Regions from separate parts of the Mus musculus genome. Here region 2 is linked to region 1. Evidence: chromatin loops called from intact Hi-C (ENCODE). Cell type or tissue: left cerebral cortex. All regions are shown on one strand.

Region 1 (5,000 bases):
AACACAGGGTAAGCAGGCGATGGGCTGTGCCAAGTATATGTATGTGTGGATGGGTAAAGAGGAAGACAGATGGGTGGATAGATGGATGGGAGGGTGAATGGATAGGTGGGTGGAAGGCTGGCTAGGAGTTTATATAGTGACCTCACTTAAGCTAATATCACCATCATGGGAGGCACAGGACCAGGGGATTCTGGAAAAAAAGTGACTAGAATCCACAGCTGTGCCCTCTACTTAGAGATAGGTACTCACAAGCTCTTTGGGAGTCTGACGTATTGTCCTGGATTCCGTTCCTCCCAACACTCGTTTCCTTGGGGACAAGGAGCGTTAGACATCGCCTGAAAGTTGACATAATAGTTCATCTGATGATTAAGCAAGGTCTTCTCTTAAAAATGCACCCACTTGGGCTGGAGAGATGACTCAGCAGTTAAAAGCACTGACTGTTCTTCCAGAGGTCCTGAGTTCAATTCCCAGCAACCACATGGTGGCTCACAACCATCTGCAATGGAATCTGATGTCTTCTTCTGGTGTGTCTGAAGACAGTGATGGTGTACTCATATACATTAAATAAATAAATCTTTAAAAAAACATACCCAGGGCTAGAGAGATGGCTCAGTGGTTAAGAGCACTGACTGCTCTTCCAGAGGTCCTGAGTTCAAATCCCAGCAACCACATGGTGGCTCACAACCATCCGTAATGAGATCTGATGCCCTCTTCTGGGATGCCTGAAGACAGCTACAGTGTGCTTACATATAATAAATAAATAAATAAATAAATAAATAAATAAATAAATAAATAAATCTTAAAAAAAAAACCACCCACTCATTGTGGAAGACACAGCTGGTTGCCTGTCTTTGCTTGGGTATGAATCCCCTGGTGGTTCCAATATCGGGAGGCCTGTGTATCAGGGGAACTGGCTTGAGTGTGGTCCAGGAAGAGAAGTATGGCTGTGAAAGCCAACTTTGGGTTGGAAACCAACTGTGGTTGGGTTAGAGCCAGCTATAGGTTAGAAATGGCAGCCGGGCGTGGTGGCACACGCCTTTAATTCCAGCACTCAGGAGGCAGAGGCAGGCGGATTTCTGAGTTTGAGGCCAGCCTGGTCTACAGAGTGAGTTCCAGGACAGCCAGAGCTATACAGAGAAACCGTCTCAAAAAAAAAAAAAAAAAAAAAAAAGAAAGAAAGGAAGGAAGGAAGGAAGGGCTGGGAATGCCATTTTAACAGGACACAAAGAGTTCTCAGTTTCTTAGGGTTTTGTAGCTTCACAAAGAAGTGACAAGGAAAGATGGGCGTGGGTGTTATCTCTAATTCCCAAGGGAATGGGGTTTATACAATTGACAGAGGTGACACTTATGAATTGCAATGTATGTATTTCTTCCAATGGTCTTAGGAGACCTCTGTGAAAGGGTCATTCAATCCCCAAAGAAGTAGCCATTCACAGGTTGAAAGCCCCTGCTCTAAGGCAGACCACCTAAGAGCCTCAACCCATTCTGACTGAACTGGACTCTCAGAGGGGCGTAAGATTGCCTGGGTCTCTGTAAAGTCCCTCATGTCTCCCTGTCTTGTTGAGTCGCAGAGAAGCTGTGACAAGTTGAAAGAGACTGGGGCAGAGGACCCTGCTCACGATAGAATTCCAGGTCGTGGATGCTTTACTAGGTCTAAATTCCTTTCTCTTGACGTCTTGAAGGGAAGACATAGGTCAGCAGTTCTAATCCCTAAGAGATATGGGAGGGCAGGTGGAATGCAAGGCCTGACGTGGGACTTCCTGGCTCAGGGGAACACCCAGAACTTACAGATCCAATGTGACTTGTGGCCCTGAAGGCTCAGGAGGCCACTAGGCCTTGGTGACAGCATCAGCTTTCAGTTTCCTGTGGCTCCTAGAAAAAGGGGACTATGACGTCATCTTCCCAGTGGTCCTGGGAAGCACACTGGAGCGTCATTCAGCAACACCAGAGGAACTGAGAAAATGCTCTCAGTGCTGGCCTTCCTACTTTTGTGTCACAGCAATGGCTGTGACTTTTGCCATCCCCTGTGTGAAACAAAGTGGCAGAAAATGAGAGACAGGAAGGGAGAGGCCGGAAGCGGGGGAGAGACAGCAGAGGAGGAGACCAGAAGAGACACACCATTTCGTTCTCTCTTCTACCAATCTGGGAAATATTTATTGATGGAGAACCCAACAGGCACAAGGCCCTAGTTAAATACCCCACAGACCCCAAGCTGCTCCCTTCTGCTCCCCATCCCCACCCACTCTTAGGTGGAATTCCCAGGCTGCGGTTTCTCTGAAGGCCAGTAGGTGTCAATGTGTCAGCAGAAAAGCTAGGGGTGCCTGGCATTTGAGAGCCACCTATGAACCGAAATTCCATTTCTTCTGAGTACCACTGTTTGTGGGGCAGCAGGCAGGACACTTGAGGGTAAACAGGTTAAGGGACTCAAAAATCTCTGTTTGCCAGAGTTTACCGTGCCTAAGCAGATGGTAGACCCAGGTAACAGTTATAAGAGACAGAAGGAAGAGAATTGGGGGGAAGGGGTATGGAAGGCCTCGTGGGCCCATCTCTCATGTCACAGTTGGGGGGGGCGGCTCAGCAAGGGAAGACAACTGATGTAGGGCCACACAGCAGTTCCCGACTCCAGCTTTCCTGGCTCCTAGAAAAGTAACCACTTTTTCCATTCAACATTCCTTCTCAGTAAATGGAGTTTCTTGCAATTCAGAATTTCACCTCCATTTAGCTACAACTGTCCCTGCAATATGCCCCCTTCTGATGACTACTTGAGGCCACTAGCTAGTCAATGTCTCAGAGAAGGCAGCAGCCCTTATCATGGGCCCTGTTGTGCTAGAGTTGACTTATCCAGGCTCAGGATGGTTCTTCACTTCTGGGAGAGAGCAAGTTGGGAGCTTGAAGCTAACCTTGCTGGGAGTGTTTACACGATGGAAATCGGCAGCAGCTGCCCATCAGAGAGATTTTCTCTCCCAGGGACCTGTGTACTACAGCTCTCAGAAATGCAGAGAAGAAAACAGGGTCTCTAGGGGGAAAGGTGATCTACCAGTGAGACCTTGCTTCTAAGTGGTGAAGCCTGGACTCCAGTGCGGGAAGGTGGGTGATAGGCTGCTCAGAGATAAGAGACCTAACAACAGCCTTCGAGGTCACTTGGAAGTGGCAGAGTCTAGTTTAACCCCCGGGAGCTTACTCTGTGCTGTTCCACAGTGACAAAATAAAATATCAGAGGCTGAGAGATCTACAAAACAACAAAAACATTTGTTTCCCTGTAATTCTGTAATCCCAGAAGCTGGCAAGTCTAAAATCAGGGAGCTGGTGTCTGGTGAGGACTCTCATGCTATGCCTTCCCATGTGGAAGAAAGGCAAAGGTGGCAAGAGAAACAGAAAAGGGGTCAAGCAGAGATGATTACGGTAATGAACCCCATTCTAGAGATGACACCATCCATCTGATATGCTCTGCCTTCAAAAGCCCCTCACTTCTCAACGCTGATAGGATGTCAGTTTCAACATGAGGTGGGAAGGAGACAGACATTTAAAACTTGGCACTAGATGCTGCTGTGGCTGCTGTCCCAGGAAGGGTCATTGGTAGGATAGGAGAGCAGGAACCAGTTTGAAGAGGTAATTTATCTAGCTCTAGATGGATTGGCTTCAAGGTCGGTTGTTGGGGGGGGCGTTTATGTTTGGAGTCCCAGTGGGAGGTCTGGGCAAGAGACTGCAATATACAAAGGCAGAGTTTTGGACTGAGCCACATGTGGCTAGGAACATTTGCCTCTGTTAGAGTAACCAGGCAAAACCACACGATTTACCCGTATCCACAGACTCCTATCTGCCACCATCCAGGAACGTTGGGAAACATTACTTACACTCATTCCCTAGCTCCAGAATCCGGCAAGCACCCGGGAAGTTTTAACTGAATGAATATGAACGGCTCACTTTTATCCCTCGGGCATTTCTGTGAACCACCCTTTAAGAGCACACACATTTATCACAGTAAGTCGATCACCTATGCATTCTGGCATCATCTGGCCATTGCGGGAATATGGATATGGGATGGGATTACTCCTCTAGCATCTTGCACCATCATTTCTAAGAATGCCTTTGTCCTATTGGTGAGCCCGAGGAAGCCCAGACACCAGGCCGTGAAATCAGCTGTGCTCCTTATGGGGTAGGAGACTGCTCGGTCTTGGCAGCCTGTGAACCTGACCTGGCTTGCCTTGACTTAGCCAGTTTTCTCCACTCCCTCAGATTTGCCCTCGGGGTTAAAGGAACGCTTGAACGCCAGTTCTGACTGGGTGACCGATTAATGAAAAGCCTCATTTCAGGAGACTTGGGAAGCGCAGTAAATCTGTAGGTTACCAACAATATGCAAAATAGTGAACTGGGGGTTTTCTTTCTGATTGGCTGAAGGGTCGTGATGTCACAATGAGATGGGTCCAACGACTTCAAGTGATAGTGTTTCTAGCTCCCAAATCTCTGACTCAGTTTCTTGGCTTCCTCTCTGCAGAAGGAGATAATGGAAGCCCTCTTTCAGGCAGGGTCCATTCTTATGAAGGTGAATACCTTACAGGGCAAGAAGATGGTGGAAAGCGGGCTCCAGTCTGGGGACCTTTCCCTGTCTCAGTCATGGCCCTCCTACCTCCCTCTGCCGGCCGACTTGGAGATCCTACAGCAGAAGGTGGCCGGGGTACAAAGGGAGTTGGAGGACTTCAAGGAGGAGGCACTGAAGGCCATCCGTTACTTGGAGGACGCCTTCTGCCAGATGAGTGGCGTCCTGGCACAGCAGGAGGAGCAGGCGGCGCGAGTGAAGCAGCGGCTGAGGGAGGAGGAGGACCGAGGCATCGTCCGCAACAAGGTCCTCACCTTCCTCCTGCCCCGGGAGAAGCAGCTTCGTGAACACTGCCAGCGGTTGGAGAACATGTTGGTCAGGAGCCACAACCCGCTGCGAGCCATCAGGAAGAGCCAGGCGGACTGAGCGGCCCGCGCCCGAGTGTGCGCCCGAGCTGGCGGGC
Region 2 (5,000 bases), 440 kb after region 1:
GGCCAGAGAGCATGTCAGGAAATCATACTTAACCCTGCTTGAGTGCTGGGAACTAATTTGGGTTTTAACCCAAAGCCATCCATCCATCCATCCATCCATCCATCCATCCATCTGCGCTGGGATTACAGATGTGTACCACTATGCTCTGAGTATGCTGTGCTAGGGAGAAACCACAGGATTTTGTATATGATAGGCAAGCATTTTACCAAACAGGCATGTGGCTTATTTTAAATCTACCCAGTTTTTAGTTTTACAATTTTTAAAAATAGAGTTCAAGTTTTGGTTTTTATGGGCCCGAGGGTTTTGCCTGCATGTGTATATTTGTACCATGTGCATGACTGGTACCCATAGAATCAGAAGAGGGGATTGGGCCCCCTAGAAATGGAGCTATACATGTTGTGACTCGCCAGGTCAGTCCTGGGAACCCAACCCCAATCCTTTGCAAGAGCGGCAAGTGCTCTTAACCACTGAGCCATCTCTGCAGCCTCCGGTGTTTACTGAAACTAGTTAAGTGTTAGAATGATTTGTTACACAGCCCAGATAACTAATCCAAAGAGCCTTCAAGATGCACTTTCTATAGCTGCTTAGTACATAGGTTTGCAACAGGATTCACATGCTAACATTTGTAGACTGCCTTAGTTGGACCCTGAGCAAATGAACTACAGATTAGCTACAGAATAGCAATTGCGTGTTATTAATGTCGTCAGATTGCAACACATTTCACGTTCAATTAACTGAAATGCTCTTTCAGGAGCATGGCTTGGCTCATCTTCTCATCCCTACTGCATACTTAGAAAAGGTCACTGTCAAGACAGAAAAGTATATATGTGATTTAAATGTCTTGACTCAGTTGCTAACAACCGCGAGCGTGTTCTCAAATTGGAAAAGCAAGATGAATTTCAGCTTGCTCTTTTTCCCACAATGCTCTGTTTACTTTCTGGTATTGCATTTCTCTGCCATGCTGGGCGCCTGGCTTATTAAAGAGTCTGTTCATTTATCCGCCTCCCGGAGTCTCACAAGCCTTACTTTTCAAAACAGACATGCCAGACTTCGCACCCAAAATAAAAGTGAGTTGTATTTTTACTAGAAACCATTTAGTGAAATGTGTTTTTAGTCATGAAAATTTCACCAAGTATAAATTCTCTGTCAAAAAGTAATGGGTCCTTTGTATTTTCCTTAAGTAAATAAATAGTTTCTTTCCTCGGGAACCATGACTACTGAGGCCACTCTTGAATTCAGGGATATTCTGTGTTCCTCCAATAGAAAATAAGCATGTATATCAAGATCCTAGGGCAGCCCTTGCCCTGACACCGTGCAATAAGGGAAAGTCACTGGGGGTAGGAAGTAACTGGAAAGAAAAAAGACGGATGTGAGATAAAACAAAACTTTGGTTTGTTTTGTTTTTCGAGACAGGGTTTCTCTGTGTAGCCCAGGTTGTTCTGGAACTTATTCTGTAGACCAGGCTGGCCTCAAACTCAGAAATCCTCCTGCCTCTGCCTCTCAAGTGCTGGGATTAAAGGAGTACGCCACCACTGCCTGGCTGAGATAAAGCAAACTGAATGTTTTTCAAACAGCCTTACTGATCTGACACCTTTATTTATAATTATTTTCTTCTAACGTTGTCTGATAGATATGCAAAAGCCTATTTTAATTTCAATGAGAGAGAAAATGTTTTGTTTTGTTTTTTTCTAACTGGGGAAGAGAATACAAAAGCTTTTCTGGAGTGTAAAAAAGAACACCTAAAATATATTTATCTAATATATTTCCTTTTTCTATTTTTCATTTTCTTTTCCATGTTCTCATTGGACAGATTTGGAAATCTGGTGTTTTGGCTAACGAGTTGTGTTCCTCTTCGCCTCTTATGACTCTCCTTTCTCACCTCCAGTTCAAAATGACTGCAAGCAGCCAAGGTGTGCCAGCTCGGCTTCTCAGGGGTGACCTTCAGAGGTAGTGGGGGCAGGCCTCAGAAAACATCACCTTTAGGAGTTTTAAGAGGTGACCAGGGAGTTTGACTTTAGTCCCCTTCTGCTTCGGCAGGAGACTGGCTTGCCAGGACACGGTAGGTTATAAGAACTTAAACAGGAAGTTTCTGTACTTCTATAAAAAAAGAAAAGCCAAGACCCTAGGGCTGCTCTCCTGTGGCCGTTACACTGTTTAACTTCTGCCTGCCTTTATGTCATTGCTACGCTATTCTTATACACGGAGGTAAATATTTTATTAAACATCTTCGTGCTCGGCAGTTAGGAAGCCCTCTGCTGCCTAGGCCTGGCAGTCGCCCAGCGTTGCCAGGGAGGGGGACGAGGGTGGGCTCGAGAGCTTCACAGAGGAACTGCCCAAGCTCACCGTTCTGTCCAGTACTTAACACCTGGAAACCATTTTCTCCTCTGGCCTCTCAGACTTAATCTTCCATCTCTTCTTTTTTAATCAGCCACCAACTCCGTCTTGATGAAAGGGGCCGGGCTCCCAGAAGAAAATAGCTTTGCCTTTCAACTCCACCTGGAAACGGTTGACATGGCGCTACCTTCACTCAAGCCTCTCCACTAGCCTTGGCGCTTCCCCCATCTCTGCCAAGGCTGGCCCCTGCCAAGCCAATCTAAATATCACAGCTGGAAGTACAGGGTCTCCCCCGCCCCCAACCCTTTCTCCCACACTCTATACGTTGTACCTTGGGACCTTTCAACATTCTCTATGGTCATTCTGAACACCCGCACCCTGCCCATCCACTACGGCAACAGGCTCACAGACCCACAACTACACATTAGATTTTTTAAAAAAAACTTTTGTTCCCCCTTTACACAATACAGGAGGTGGCCACAGCAGCCGGACACAGCACCTCAACAGTGTTAACTCTATTATGTATTTGTATCTCCAGAAGGCCCTTCCAACAAAATCAACAAAATTGCCACTTAATAGAAGAAACGCGCACTTTGGAGGACTGTGGGTGAGCGCGCCCTCTACTGGTGATCAGAGGAAGTGCTTTTTACTGTAGGTTCCCTCTTCTGGTGGAGCAGGGGAAAAAAAAAAGACTGTCTCTCCAGAGTTCAAGTTCCTGCTCCCAAATTCTGACATCTAAATCTCCCCAATTTAGGGGTTTCCTGTAGCTGATGCCAAGACCCACCACGATAGCCCATGCTGCAATTTCTACAATTAATACCAGTCAGCTAAAAAAAAAAAAAAAAAAAAAAAACCTAAAAGGAAGGAAACTTCAATAAGTTGGAATGGAATCTGCTTAGGCAAACATGGTATTGACACTTACAGAAGGACAGAAGGGGAAAAAGGAGCGAGAAAGAAGTATTAGGTGTAACGAGAACAAAGGGTAGACTGTAGCGTAAATTGCTCGCTGGGCAAGACACTCTTGCTAAAAATAAAACTGCCTGGAGAGGACATCACAAATAAAGATGTGCTGTGTCCATGGCAGGAGGAGCCAGCAGCCTTGTGAATCAACGCTACAATTAGAACAATACCAAAACGGGATCATCATCAAAGGCAGGTAGTCATAAATGTGACATGAATTTGAAGTGACCCAAAAAAGTTAATAATGTCAGCATCCTCTTACTTTCAAGGGTGGGACCTCTCAACAGAGACCGGCCCCATTTCTGGGTTCTAAGCAGGCTCTCGAGGTTCCCATCATCTGCTCGGCCAATGTCACATGAGAAAGGAAGGCAGGGCCTGGTTTTGTGTCTACTAGTGTAGGTCACAGATAATTGCAAGCATCAGGGGGAAAAAAAAATCAATTGCCCAAGTGGCTGATGGGAGGAGGCCTGGCCTGACAGAAGGCATTCATTAGAAAGGCCCTTGTGTGAGTGGGGGGGGGGGTGAAGTGGGGGATGGGGGTGGGGGAAGGTTAGCCCATCATAGGCTTGATGTGAGCCCACTGCACCGGGAGGCTGTGGAGAACACAAGTGCAATCTTCAGCTCTATTAATAGTATAGCCGAGTGTGCAAGAACGGAGGCGGTAACTCCAGTCTGTGCCAGCAGGTCAGGCCACACACAGTTTTATGCTCTGTCCTGCAGACTGTGTTTTAAGTCTGGCTGGCAAATTTAAGTTTCTCCAGACAATCGTGAGGATTGGACTTTAGTCTTTAGACAATGCCACGATAAGCCTCACAATCCTTTCACAACGGGCAATATCAGAATGGCTCTCTACCAAATCCGTGGCGCCTCAGGAGCCAGGACTCGGAATTGTGCTTCTGGTATTTTGAGCTTGAGTGTCCCTAGCCGTATAAAGGGACCATAATTACCCGATCTGCCTTCAACATCATTTGGAGAATTGTCTGCTCATTGGAGCCAGAGTGTGTAGATCATCTATGGAGGAGTCCACTGGGTACCAGGCAGAGGGGACATGAAGACAAGTCATGCCACTTGTACTTGTCATTGAGGAGCCTTAAGTCCAATCAGGACAGACAAGCCCACCAACAGATACTTTGTATCCAGTGTGACAGACAAGGATGGGCATGTGTGATGGTTTGAACTGTGATGCAATTAAAGTCCTAAAAGAGTAATGGAGAAAACCAGAGCTCACGTGGCATAGGCATTTGCAAATACAGGAGGAAAGGGAGCCACTGGGTGTGAGAGAGGAGAACCCAGGGATGGAAAAACATTAGAGCCACAGGCTGGGAAGATGGCTCAGTGACTGAGTGCTTTGCTGCACAAGCATGAGAACCTTAGTTCGAATCCCCAGCACCTGTGTAAGAGGTTGTCATGATTCCATGTACCCTGTGGGAGTGGAAATGGGAGGATATTTGGAGTTGGTTGGCTGTCAGCTGTCAGCCGAGCTCCAAGCTCAATGTGAGACACAGTGTCATGGGAGTAAGAAAAGAGGGACAGAGTGGGACACCTGACGTCCTCCTGTGCCCCTCCCCATGTATTCATACAGGCAAACACAACACATAACAGAGATAGAGAGAAGGGGGAGAGGGAGAAGAAGGAGAGATTAGAACCAGGAAAATTCAAGGTTACAAAAGACAATAGAAGCAGCTACCAGTGTTACATGTTATCAG

The links. Peaks named below come from ENCODE experiments on the same cell type or tissue, not always from the same donor. Only the 100,000 strongest peaks of a DNase experiment are listed, where the experiment ranks them.
Region 2: a loop joins it to region 1, with 2.9 times the contacts of the local background. A loop is called at or near these places in 12 of 42 quality-filtered maps.

The regions. Positions count from the first base shown.
Region 1 is chr11:88,289,592-88,294,591 of GRCm38, forward strand. Ccdc182 (coiled-coil domain containing 182) reads left to right here and starts at 4,452. Exons shown (of 1, transcript NM_028859.1): 1 at 4,452-5,000. The coding sequence starts at 4,505. The coding sequence ends at 4,963. In left cerebral cortex, a CTCF peak has its summit at 2,279 (motif pointing right); a DNase peak (open chromatin) is centred at 2,291.
Region 2 is chr11:88,725,731-88,730,730 of GRCm38, forward strand. It overlaps C030037D09Rik (RIKEN cDNA C030037D09 gene), which reads left to right. Exons shown (of 4, transcript NR_038058.1): 3 at 1,811-1,910; 4 at 2,429-2,842. Among named protein-coding and RNA genes, the nearest start is that of C030037D09Rik, 9.6 kb to the left of the region's middle. In left cerebral cortex, a CTCF peak has its summit at 2,964 (motif pointing left); a DNase peak (open chromatin) is centred at 2,948.